Regions from separate parts of the Mus musculus genome. Here regions 1, 2 and 3 are each linked to region 4. Evidence: chromatin contacts called from ENCODE Hi-C or POLR2A ChIA-PET data. All regions are on one chromosome and are shown on one strand. Each heading gives the region's core, a stretch centred on a gene start or an enhancer-like site at or near the end of the contact. The rest is flanking DNA. Distances are from core to core; before and after follow the strand shown.

Region 1 (3,089 bases), core at 108-2,607, 320 kb before region 4:
CTAGGATGCAGGAAGCCCTGAGATTGAACCCAGCCCTGCATAAACCAGGTATGGAGGCTTGTACCTTGGTCCCAGCACTGAGTGGGGAAGAGCAGAATTAGGATCAGGCATGCTGGACTGTGTAGACAGTTTGAGGCCAGCCTGTGCTACATAAGGCCCTGCCATCAAAACAAAACAAACCTGTTTTTTAAAATCAGTCTTGGAGCTAGAGAGATGGTTCAGTGGTTATGCAGTGGCTCAAAAAAAATTTTTTTTCTTCCAGTGTAAACATGCAAACACAGAAAGCAAAATCACCTAATGGGCTTGAGAGATGGCTCAGCAGTTAAAAGCACTGACTGATCTTCCAGAAGTCCTGAGTTCAATTCCCAGCATGGTGGCTCACAACCATCTGTAATGGAATCTGTGTCTGAAGACAGCTATGGTGTACTCATATAAATAAACAAAAACAACAAAAAACCCACCTAGCTGCCTAACTGCATCTCAGCTTCTGTTTTCAGATGGCTCAATATTACTGTACAACCTTGCCAGATCCAAGAAAAAACAGTATCTTTGTAGTCTTTTTACAACTAACTTTCTAAGGAAAAAAAGATGAAATACAGCTTAGAAACATTATACAGCTTAGAAACGTCTATCACCAAAACAAATGTTTGCCACCAAATCACTTAGTTTCCACTGTTTTGTAAGGTTCAGCTGTTAAAACGCTTTATACCATGACAGAGCTGGATACATGGATACAGGTTACTGGCTTCCCCTGAGCAGATCAATTCGATAAGGATTATATAATTACCAGAGGAAAAGACAAAACAACTCAGGACTGAATTCGTCAGCATGGAAAAATAAACGCTGAAGAAACTTGATTTCATCACTTTCCAGACAACAGAGAGGGTAGGCCCAGCCACTGGGAGGAGGACACCAGGGGAAGAGGGGGACGCCGGGGGAGGAAGGGGATGCCAGGGAAGGAAACACAGTGTCCCAACAGCTGGGACACTGCCAGGATCCACCCGGAAGGCTTTCACTGTGCTGATATGAATATGACTTCCTCTCTTTCAGTGAGTGCTTTCTCAGTAACAGCCTAGCAGGAAAATAGGGTTCTATAAAACATGGAGATAAATATCCTCAGTTGTAGACATTCAACACACCAAATTTCTCTCTAGACACACACACACGTGTATATGTAATATATATATATATATATATATTACAAAATGTATTGCCTAGTGGCGAGCACATTTACCTGCTGGCCTTTTCACTGCCCCATACTTCTTGATATTACTTCAAACCTGAGAAGCTACAACAGCCAACAGGGCTGGCGTCCCTCCAGGTTATTTCATACATGTAGTTTTCCTTTCCATTCTCTTTTATGAAGCCAGCCCCTGACACAAGAACTACCAGTCCGACTCCACAGAGCTGACATCCACAACAGCAGGCACAGGCCTGAACTTCTCCAGGGAGGTGTTACGCAGACAGAACTCAGCCAGAAGACATGGTTAGCTTACCTCTCGGAACTGCAGGAACCAGGGTGGCTGGCTGAACGCTTCATCTAGAAATGTGAAAGAGAAAAGGCCTGAGCTCAATCTGTAGTCAGAGAGAATGATGCACCTCTAAATTACAATAATTAAGATAAACTTATTTACTTATCTTCTATAGGCTCAAGTACCAAACCCCACACAATGTCAAACTTTCTCCCTAGTAATGATTAACTGGAAATTCCCCAACACATACCAAAAAATACTAAAATTCTACTGCTGCGTAGATTATGTAATATATGAAAGTATAAATAGTATATACAAAACTAACCTAAGAGTCATCTTTATAATAAAAAGGAGTATCTAGCAAACCCGAAACTACTTTTTAAAAATAATTTATCAGGCTGGTGAGATGGCTCAGTGGGTAAGAGCACCTGACTGCTCTTCCGGAGGTTAGGAGTTCAAATCCCAGCAACCACATGGTGGCTCACAACCATCCGTAACGAGATCTGACTCCCTCTTCTGGAGTGTCTGAGGACAGCTACAGTGTACTTACATATAATAAATAAATTAATTAATTAATTAAAAAAAATAATGTATCTACTTTTATTTTGTATGTAGTTTTGCCTGCATGTCTGTCTGTATGAGGGTGTCAGAGGCCCTAGAACAGGAGTTACAGACAATTATGAGCTGCCCTGGGAATCGAACCTGGGTCCTCTAGGAAGAGAAGGCAGTGCTCTTAACCGCTGAGCCATCTTTTCAGACCCAAAAAATACTAAAAATACTCTTTTTTTTTTTTTTTCAAACTCAGAAATCCACCTGCCTCTGCCTCCCAAGTGCTAGGATTAAAGGCATGCGCCACCACTGCCTGACCAGAAAATACTCTTAATAACTGTCCTTTTCTCCTTTTCCTAAGGGTCATGAGTAGAGGTGGCAGTGAAGTTTCCCTCTGCCACTCACTATCAGGGAGCTCCTGTGCACCTGTGTGTCACTGCGGCCTTCATGGAGGGCAGCGTTGGCAAGTGACGTCTGGAAAGAACTCAGGAACCTAAGCCTCAGATAGGGTCCTAAAGCATGTATCCAAACAAGGATGAAGCTTAGTGAGCAACTGCCCACATATACGTAGGCCCGACGTCCAAGCCTTAAAACCATAAATGTAAAATGACATGTTTAAAAAAAAAAGTCTTAGCAGAACATGCCACAACTATGATGAACACAAAACATCATTTATTTTGTTTTTTGTTTTTGTTTTTGTTTTTTTCGAGACAGTGTTTCTTTGTGTCACCCTGGCTGTCCTGGAACTCACTCTGTAGACCAGGCTGGCCTCAAACTCAGAAATCCGCCTGCCTCTGCCTCCCAAGGGCTGGGATTAAAGGCGTGCGCCACCACTGCCCAGCACAGAACATCATTTAGAAGGCCCAACTTGCCCACCAAAAAATAAAGGTTAGCATGAATAAAACAGACTATCTCAGTTTATCAAGGTGACAGGGAGACTGTTTATACTAAAGGTTTAGCAATTTTTATACACATGGACCCAACATCTAACATCTATATTTTTGACAGCAGTTGCCAGCTGACAAGGTCCCCAGTTACAACAGTAACGGATAGTTCTGGCCCAACAGC
Region 2 (3,164 bases), core at 78-2,577, 280 kb before region 4:
AGTGTTTGGGCTCTCATACAACCAAAACAAATTTCCATCACAGAACCAAATACTTTTGTACATCAACCTAAAACTTCCATTAAAAAACAAACAAACAAACAAACAAACAAGCAAACAAAAAAACCTTTTAGGAGTCTCTCAGTAAGAATATTTCTAGAATTCAATTCTAGAGCATTAAGTAAACACAGGAGCCATTGTGCAAATAGTTCACAAATTCTAAGACGCTCTGAAGCGCTAACACACCCACAACATACTCTGTAGGTGGAGCGTTCCAGGTTAACGTCATCACTCTCCATTGCACAGGTCAACCGGAAGAGCAATCCTGGAAACTGGTCTAAATATCCTTGCTATGCACTCCACCTCCAGCATCTCTTTGGGGATCCCACATGTTCCCAAAGCAGAGGTTCTAAACCTGTGGGTTGCAAGTCCCCTGGGGTTGCATTATAGTAGCAAAACTACAGATATGAAGTAGCAAGAAATAATATTATAGTTGGCGAGGGGGAGAAGGGGTTGTCACCACGACATGAGGAACTGAATTAAAGGGTCACAGCATTAGGAAGAATGAAAACCACTATCCTAAGCAGGTCACAAGAGTCCGCCAGACAGCAGCGGGCCCGCCAGACAGCAGCGGGCCCAGGGATCCAGGGCTCTTAAAGCCACTGGCTGCCCCTTAGCTGACGCTCTCGGGTCTCAAGTTTCGGGGCCAAGATCCACAATTTTCTTAGTAATTTACCATTCGAATTTTTAAATCTTTCTTAAAGTAGTCCAACCCTTAATCTTTTTTCCTTGCTCCTCAAACATGCTAGGCTCGTAGCCTACTACTAGCTTTCTCGCTGAGAAGGAAGCCACCTCCCTTTAAGGACAAAGGACTGAGGCTCTCTGCACCACTAAAGGCGGGAGGGGAAACTCGGGGAACCGAAGCGGGGTGCAGGCAGGAGCCGGGAAGAGCCGGGACATGCAATGGAGGCGGGGCCTAGAAGGGTGAGGGGCGGGGCCGGGCGCTCAGAAGCTTTGGAAGCGGAACGGGGGGTGGGGGGAGGCGCCTGCAGAGGCTGGGAAGAGCCCGGACTGGCAGAGAGGGCGGAGCCAGGTCGCAGGAGGGGCGGGGCCGGGCTCTGAGAAGCTCTGGGAACCCAACTAGAGAGCGGGCGGTAGCTGGGAAGGACAGAAACTTGGCAGAGAGGGCGGAGCCCGAGGAACGGGAAAGGGCTGAGCACTGTGGCAAAGTGGAGCAAGAACATCGAGGGGCTGAGCATGGCAGAGAGGGGCGGGGCAGAGAGGCTGGGCAGAGAGGGGGTGTGGCCGGCTCTTCCGCGCCGAGGCCCCGCCTCTCCTTCCTTCTCCTCCTGTCCCTTAGCTGGAGGGAGGCAGGCAGCGATTCGAGGGGCGTCCAAGCGGCAGCGCGGGCACGCTCCTCTCGGGAACTGGCCGACGTGGAGAGGGAGGACCCAGATCCACACTTCTCTTGATTGCTGTGGCCAGCCGTCCCTTCTCGCCATGTCCCATAGCAGGCATCGTGCCGAGGCCCCGCCGCTGCAGCGCGAGGACAGCGGGACCTTCAGGTCAGCGCCGGGCCGTCGAGGCCTCAAGGCCCAAGACGGGTGGGCAGCGGGGCAGGGGCAGGGAGCCGGCTGTCGGGCAGCATTCTGGGTAAAGCTCCCCCCTCTCCCGGCGTGGCGCTGGGCCCGCCCTCCGGGCCCTGGGGGTCTGCTGCGCGCCCCGCCCCTCTAGTGACCCTAGGCAGCTAGCCGATCGGGAGGACTTGATCAGTGTTGAGGCGCAGACCCGGGTGTCTAGCTGCCTAGTCCAAGCCCACCCGATTTCTTTCAGCATCCCTCCCACCGCTCTCAAGTTCTCTGTACAGACCTCTCCACTCTCCTCCATGGGCTGCAGCACCCGGGGACAGGTGCTCGCCCAGGCCTTGCCACTGATCCTGGCCGCTGGGGAGCTGCAGAACCTTTTTGTCACCATTTGTGACTGTCAAAACTGAGAAGTGGATGCTTTTGCTTCCCTTTCAGCTTTGACGTGCAATGCCTACGTTTTTTTCTGGTTTTTGCAGTTTGGGCAAGATGATAACAGCTAAGCCTGGGAAAACACCGATTCAGGTATTGCACGAGTACGGCATGAAGACCAAGAACATTCCAGTTTATGAATGTGAAAGATCCGATGTGCAAGTACACGTGCCCACTTTCACCTTCAGAGTAACCGTTGGTGACATAACTTGCACAGGTCTGTATGCAGTTAATTCCCCATGACCATGTGGATTGGAGGCCCTGATTCTATGTTGCTTTTCAGTAAGGAAAAGCGCCCTTTTAATTAAGATGGCTGTGGGAGTGTACTCTGAAGACAAGAGACTCCAGGATCAACTTCATTTGTTTCGCTCCCTAGTTCTGTCTCGCTAAGATGTAAGGAAGCTCAGACACTCCCAGCATCCTGCACACTTTCCAGTACCTGGGGAGCCGGCTAAAGTTCCTCTTAAGAATTAAAAACTGGAAATATTCTTGGAGCTCCGATAGCCAAGTCCGTGGGTGCTATCGCCTTTCAAAGTTACAAAGTTACCAGCGCAGAGGCTAGTAGCCACGCCGTCAGAATTTTCCGAGTTTCCCTTTTTATGGACACATCTGGAACTTCGGATTCTTGGTACCTACCACGCTTGAGTGTGTGTCCATGAAAAATCAGGGAAACATAGAAGACTCCCATACTGTATTCCTTCAAGCTGCAGCGCACAGTAGCTTCTAGTTCTAAATACTATATAAGTATTTTGTATAAAATTGTTTCCTCTTTTTATTCATGAAGTGGCAACTTTAAAAACCTTTTCATAAGCTACATGCCCAAGGTCACACACCAATGAAGTTTTAAAGTTCAGATTAATGCCTTCTTTTAGTCTAAGCCTGAGAAAATGGTTACCAGAGTTGCCATTTGTAAACGTGGACATTATTTTCCTACATACCTATTTAGCTGAAAGCATAAAAATTGTTAAATAGTTTAATTTGTAAATATACAAAGAAAAATTAGAAAAAGCTAAAGTTCCACTGTCTGCTAGTCTGAGCATATCATATATTCAAATATGGGGACCTGAGGTTGCCTATATTTATTGGAGCAACTTCAAAAAAAACCTGAAGCTTTTTAAATGTTTGTGTGTGGGGTAGATTGGTTGTAAGTAT
Region 3 (2,936 bases), core at 143-2,642, 300 kb before region 4:
CTCTCACACACACACACACACACACACACACAGGAAAGAAGAGGTTAAGAAGAAAAATGTTAAGAAGGTATCGTGCATCCTATTTTTGTTTTGTTTTTAAAAGGATTTCTCTTAATTTTTTTTTAATCTCACTTGGAAGGGCGTCCTTACACACTTGACAACTTTTAGATTTAGAAAGTTTTGCAAATTCCAATTACTTTGCATAAAGCAGAGTCAGTATTGAGGTAGTGAAATCCCTGGCTTATCCTTCCAGGAAGGCTGACTGAATAGGGTGATCGGGATGTCCACTTGGGGAATCGACGAGCTGAATATTCAACAAATCACATAGAGTTCAGTAATGATAGTTCAACTGTGGAGGGCATCTGACACTTACCATAAAATTCGAGTTTTGTGTTGTTTGAAAGGTTTATCATACTAAAAGGATAAGGGGGATATATCAAGAGACTGGACTAATCTCTGTTGTCTATTAGCCAGCTGTGAAATTGGAACAAAATGTTCAATAGTCAGTTTTCCTGTCTGATGTGAATGAATTCTCATGGGAGAAAAAAAAAAAAAAAAAGCTTTTCTCTGCTAAAGGCCTTCACCTCAAGGGCGGCCTCAAGAGGTTAGGGACAGAAACACAAGTTATCTTTTGCAATGCCGGGCATGGGCTGCTGAAGCCCTGGAGACACTCCACTGTGTGTTCTGAGAGTCTCCTGGCTGCATGCGGTAGACATGGCCTGGAGTCTTTTTTCGCAGTACTCCAACTACCATATCCCCCCCTCCAAAAATATCCTTCAAGGACTTCCACAAATATCCAGAGAAGAGCAGCCAACCTATATTGTCAAGAACCTATTCTTCCAAAAATGTCTGCATCCACTGTGCCTGTCAAGTCCGTAGGGGCCTTAGAAGCCTGTGATTAGAAAGAATAACGACTAGAATATCCCACCGTGACCTGTTTGCATTTTGTATCAATTTCTTGGCCCAACATTTTAATATTTTAAAAATACTGTATTTAGGATCCTACAGCTATCTATTCTTTTTCTATGGCCAAATGGGTCAGTGTAGCATTTAAAAATTTAAAACCAAGCCATTCAAGCAATCCGTTAGCAGAGGCAGTGTTGGAGAGGCAAGATCAGGGCATCAAGTGGAGCCCATAAAATTTTGCAGCATCTCCTAAGTGCCTAGAAACGACCACCATAATGCCAGTTTTATTTCAGGAAACGCAAGTCTGACTACTGCAGGCGAAAGAAACCTGCGGACAGGGTGTGCGGTGCTATTCTAGCCAGAGTACAGCCAACCGGAGCACCCAACGGCCAAGACACACTCCAACCGGCGGCGATTTGCTGGTGCGAGAGGGGGCGGGGCCTCTCGTAGCCCCGCCTTGGACCTTTGTGACGTAGGACAATGCCTGCCACGCGTCCCAATTCAGTCTGATCAGCCTGCTGACACTCTGTGGGGCTTACACTGGGCCTGGGAGTGCTGCTTTGGGAAACATGAATCTCCTATTCAGACTAGCAGTTTTCCTTAGCCTGTGGTGTTGTTCCGATGCTCAGGGACAAACAAAAGAAGAAAGCACTGAGGAAGTGAAAATAGAAGTTTTGCACCGTCCAGAAAACTGCTCCAAAACAAGCAGGAAAGGAGACTTGCTAAATGCCCATTACGATGGCTACTTGGCTAAAGACGGCTCCAAATTCTACTGCAGGTAGGAGATGCTCCGTCCAGTTCAAGTTCAGTTGATAGACCACATCTTGCCCACTACCACCAGCAGCAGCAGCCAGAGCCTAACTGGTTGTTTTGTTTTAAGGTTTTTTGGTTTTGTTTTTTAACAGTAAATTAAGCCTTCATGCCGATTTAGATTAGAAGACATTCCCTAAACAAAACTGAATGTTTTTAGTTATTTGAAATGTAAGCGCAGTAAACTGACTGCAGACTCACTACGTCAGGCAGAGCACTGACCACCACCACTGTCCTTGGAACCCGGAAAACTAAATCTAGAGGCTTCTTGAAAAGATATTCACACTTTCTCCTTACCCAGAGCTGAAGTCTGATTCCAAACAGAGTGTATAAGAAAGCTACCGCGTTTCCTTCTGGACTTTGTGGGTCATTTTCTAAAACTCTGGTTATCACATCCATTCTCTCTGTTCCCTAGTCCGGTCTGACTGAATGCAGTCTGTTTAGCTGTACTGTTTCCCCTCAAAGACAGGCCAATCTTTCCAGTCTAGCAATTCTTTCCAATTTAGAGGAAAACTTATTCTTCCAACGTAGAAGAGAAATTTGACAGGATGCTATTTTTCAGTCGTTCTTAAAATGAAATTTAGGGCTCAGCCTGCCCCTTTGGTTTGGGAAACAAACCCAGAGAAGGTAAATGAGTCATTTTGTTCAAGCCATCCAGCTAGTTAGAGGCAGGAGACCCATTTTTAAAAGTGAACCATTGAGTAGTTTTTGTAAGGACGGCAAAAATCAGAAATCAGAATGTTTTCCAATGATATGCTCTGCCAATTTATGGGGAAGTTTGATCCAAACAATTCGCAAAGGACAGAGTTCTGAAGGGTGCAATGTGGGGAAAGAGATTCCAGTCTTAAGTAACAAGTGCCTGAGCTGTATTTAAGTTTCCTTTATGAGATGGTCTTACTTACACACTAAGTATGGTTTCTCATAGCCGGACACAAGATGAAGGCCACCCCAAATGGTTTGTTCTTGGTGTCGGACATGTCATAAAGGGGCTGGACATTGCTATGATGGACATGTGCCCTGGGGAAAAGAGAAAGGTGATTATACCGCCTTCGTTTGCATATGGAAAAGAAGGCTACGGTAAGTTGTGGGTTTTTTTTTTTGCTGTATCTTTTAGTAGCTTTAAAAAAGATAAGTCGTTTATAAAAAAAATCAAAACAAATCTGTATATTCTTTAAAAATGGAAGTAAGTCTCAAAGAGATATTTGCATATCTATGTTCTC
Region 4 (2,809 bases), core at 258-2,757:
AAGAAAACACAAATAGTAGATAAAAGGGGAACCTTGGATAAATAAGAGCGGGGATACCATCAGATCACAAATTTCTAAATTTTCGAGCCTAAAGAGCTTATAAAGTCCCCTGATTAATGACTGTATCTATATAGCGCACATGAATGACCTAGCACACACCTTGTTCTCAAAAATTTTAACCCCGTTCCTCCCTTGCTCTCCCCCCGCCCCCATTTATTTCCCCTTCTCTACGTGCTCATGGCTGGCCTCTTCTTTCTTCTTCCTTTTCTTTCTCTCTTCTTCTTCTTCCTCCTGCTCCTTCTTCTTTCCCTCCCCCTCCTCCTCTCCCTCTGCCTTTCTCTGCCCCTACTACCCTCTAACTCCCCTCCCCATGCCCAGGTGCAGCATAGAAGAGGGGCTGGAGACACTCTAGCCCACAGTCCATGAACACTCGTAAATGGTATTCTTACAAAACCCAAACCAGAATTCCCCCACACCTTGCACCGTTTTCTAGGTTTGCCCCTTTCCAGTATAGCATAGCTTGTCACAAAATACTTTTACTTTGATAATTTTCTGTTTATAGGCATGGTGCTGTAATTTTTTTTTTACTTAAGAGATCCTTCAAGCTTTGTAAAAGTAAAATACACGAGGAAAAAAAACCCTAAAACTAAATTTTCTAGTCGCGAAGGTAATTACAGTGTTCGAGAGAGGAAGCTCAGAAAAGTTTTCACAATAGACAGGAAGACGGGGACAGGAGGTTGACTGACTTACGAGGTCAGCCACAGTTGTGCTATCCTTGGATGTGGCTACCCAATCTGTTCCCAGGGTAAGAGGCTCCTTTGGCCAGAGGCCGGGGATCCGCTCCTCCAAGCCATCCTCGGCACACTCACGGTGCGTGCAGAATCCAACCCCTCTCCTACCAGATGCACAGCATCCCCGGCGCAGCAAAGGGGCGGGAGAGACCCCAACCCATACCGCCGTCACCCTCGCGAGCACCCTCAACCCCGGGCACCCATATCCCAAACACCCCAACCTGGGCATCTCTACCTCACACACCCTAAACCAGGCACCTCAGCCCCGCACCTTGATGGGCTTGGTGTCGCTGGGACCCAGGCACTGTCCGTGCATCTCCTCCATTGCCCGGCAGGCCTGTGAGCTGCGCGCGAACTTGACGAAGGCCACGCCCTTGGACTCCTTAGTGTGCTTGTCGCGCACCACCCAGATGTCCTGGATGTCTCCGAAGGGCGAGAAGCGCTCCCTCAGCACCAATTCGGATGTGTGCTTGCTGATCACTAGAAAAATGCGGCTGTTGGGCGGCTCATCCAGGCTGTCTACGCCCGGGCGGAATCCTCCGCTGCCTCCCAAGCCGCCGGCGTCGTCCATGGCGCCCCACGCGGGACCCAGGCGCAGCCCCCCTGCAGGCCCTGTTCACCCGGCAGGTTCTCGGCCGCTTCCCGGCCGCTTCCCGGCAGCTCCCCGTCTCGCCCCACGCCGGTAAGCAGCTCCGCTTCCGGAAGAGCCGAGAGCCGGAAAGCAGGTGCGTCCCGCAGTGAGGTCTGCGGGCTTCCGGGAACATTCTGCAGCGCCCCCTGGTGCCACGGTGGACTCAGCAATCTCAAATCTTCAGTCCCAGGGAAAACCAAGAATGGGTTTATGCAAACCACTTTGCCCTGTGGCTAAAAAGATCCACCTGCCTGATTCTTAAGCCTTCCCAAAGCTGGCTTCTACTAAGCCTGTAATCAGATTGCTACATTTGAGGCCTCCTGGGCTACATAGTAAATTTGAGGTCAGCAAAAGCACCACACCAAAAATATACAAAAAGCAGGCAGGCTTCACTCAAAATGGTCCATAGAGACAGGTACAAAGGACCATTGCGTTGGGGTCTTGCAGTAAGGGGGAGAGACTGGACTTGGTTCCAGTAAGATAAATGGAGGACAGTACAATATGAGTTAGTATAAGGACAATTACTGAAGATCGCGGGGTAAGAGAGACTCTCAGTAGATCTGCTTCCCAGAACTTAGGCTGTAGATAAGTGATAAGTTGATAAGTAATAAAACATTAACAGCCGGGCAGTGGTGGCGCACGCCTTTAATCCCAGCACTTGGGATGCAGCAGCAGGTGGATTTCTGAGTTTGAGGCCAGCCTGGTCTACAAAGTGAGTTCCAGGACAGCCAGGGCTATACAGAGAACCCCTGTTTCGAAAAACCAAAAAAAAAAAAAAAAAAAAAAAAAAAGACATTAACAGCAGTCAGACATCAAGGATAAGAATTATGGCGAAACTGACTTATCAGGATTTGTCCTCCAATTAGATTCCCCTAGAACAGAAAGCTGGAAGTTGGATCTAGTCAAGCAGAAGACCTGGGGGGAGTTTGTCTGAAATTTTGGTGAAAACACAGTCTTCATCACCGTTTTGGCGTGGCCTTGTTAGGATGGGTGTGGCCTAGTTAGAGTGGGTGTGGCCTTGTAGGAAGTGTGAGGTTGAGCTTTGGGAGTTTCAGTAGCAGTGCCTTCTTTCCCTCTTGTCTTTGGACCTGGAGGTAGAACTTCCAGCGGCTTCTCCAGCACTATTATCTCTGCCTGCTGCTATCCTTCCCGCCATGATGACGGTGGACTCAACCTCTGAAAGTGTAAGCCAGCCCCAGTGAAATGCTTTCCTTTATAAGAGTTACCGTGGTCATGGTGTCTCTTCGCAGCAATAGAATACTAAGAGTTAAAACCATAGAGTCTGATGGCTGAAAGGAGCCTTTTACAACCATGGAATCCTTATCCCTATTTTTAGAGATGAGGAAATCTGAGGCTCAAAGTTAAGATGCACAGGTAACAGAACCAG

What was found. Hi-C counts contacts between places; a loop is a spot of excess contacts on that map. ChIA-PET counts read pairs that join two places held with the same protein, here RNA polymerase II (POLR2A).
Region 1: a map of T-helper 17 cell shows a loop between it and region 4 (2.4-fold over the local background). The contact joins the enhancer-like site here to the promoter of Rbm45 in region 4. A Hi-C loop is called at or near these places in 3 of 37 maps with a recorded cell type or tissue (T-helper 17 cell, T-helper 2 cell and regulatory T cell).
Region 2: a loop to region 4 is called in a map of v-Abl transformed pro-B cells, with 3 times the contacts of the local background. The contact joins the promoter of Prkra here to the promoter of Rbm45 in region 4. A Hi-C loop is called at or near these places in 2 of 37 maps with a recorded cell type or tissue (left cerebral cortex and v-Abl transformed pro-B cells). POLR2A ChIA-PET finds 5 or more read pairs at or near these places in 4 of 5 experiments (Patski and embryonic stem cell).
Region 3: a map of v-Abl transformed pro-B cells shows a loop between it and region 4 (4-fold over the local background). The contact joins the promoter of Fkbp7 here to the promoter of Rbm45 in region 4. A Hi-C loop is called at or near these places in 4 of 37 maps with a recorded cell type or tissue (T-helper 17 cell, T-helper 2 cell, regulatory T cell and 1 more). POLR2A ChIA-PET finds 5 or more read pairs at or near these places in 3 of 5 experiments (Patski and embryonic stem cell).

The regions. Positions count from the first base shown.
Region 1 is chr2:76,688,896-76,691,984 of GRCm38, reverse strand. It overlaps Plekha3 (pleckstrin homology domain-containing, family A (phosphoinositide binding specific) member 3), which reads right to left. Exons shown (of 8, transcript NM_031256.3): 6 at 1,497-1,540. Among named protein-coding and RNA genes, the nearest start is that of Gm39860, 15 kb to the right of the region's middle. Within about 2 kb of position 1,357, at least 1 of the 3 ENCODE cell types and tissues checked has a DNase peak (open chromatin) inside an H3K27ac peak, as active enhancers do.
Region 2 is chr2:76,646,190-76,649,353 of GRCm38, reverse strand. It overlaps Prkra (protein kinase, interferon inducible double stranded RNA dependent activator), which reads left to right and starts at 1,327. Exons shown (of 8, transcript NM_011871.3): 1 at 1,327-1,562; 2 at 2,060-2,229. The coding sequence starts at 1,498.
Region 3 is chr2:76,671,554-76,674,489 of GRCm38, reverse strand. Fkbp7 (FK506 binding protein 7) reads left to right here and starts at 1,392. Exons shown (of 4, transcript NM_010222.2): 1 at 1,392-1,684; 2 at 2,642-2,793. The coding sequence starts at 1,476.
Region 4 is chr2:76,368,682-76,371,490 of GRCm38, reverse strand. Rbm45 (RNA binding motif protein 45) reads right to left here and starts at 1,507. Exons shown (of 10, transcript NM_153405.2): 1 at 1,063-1,507. The coding sequence starts at 1,362.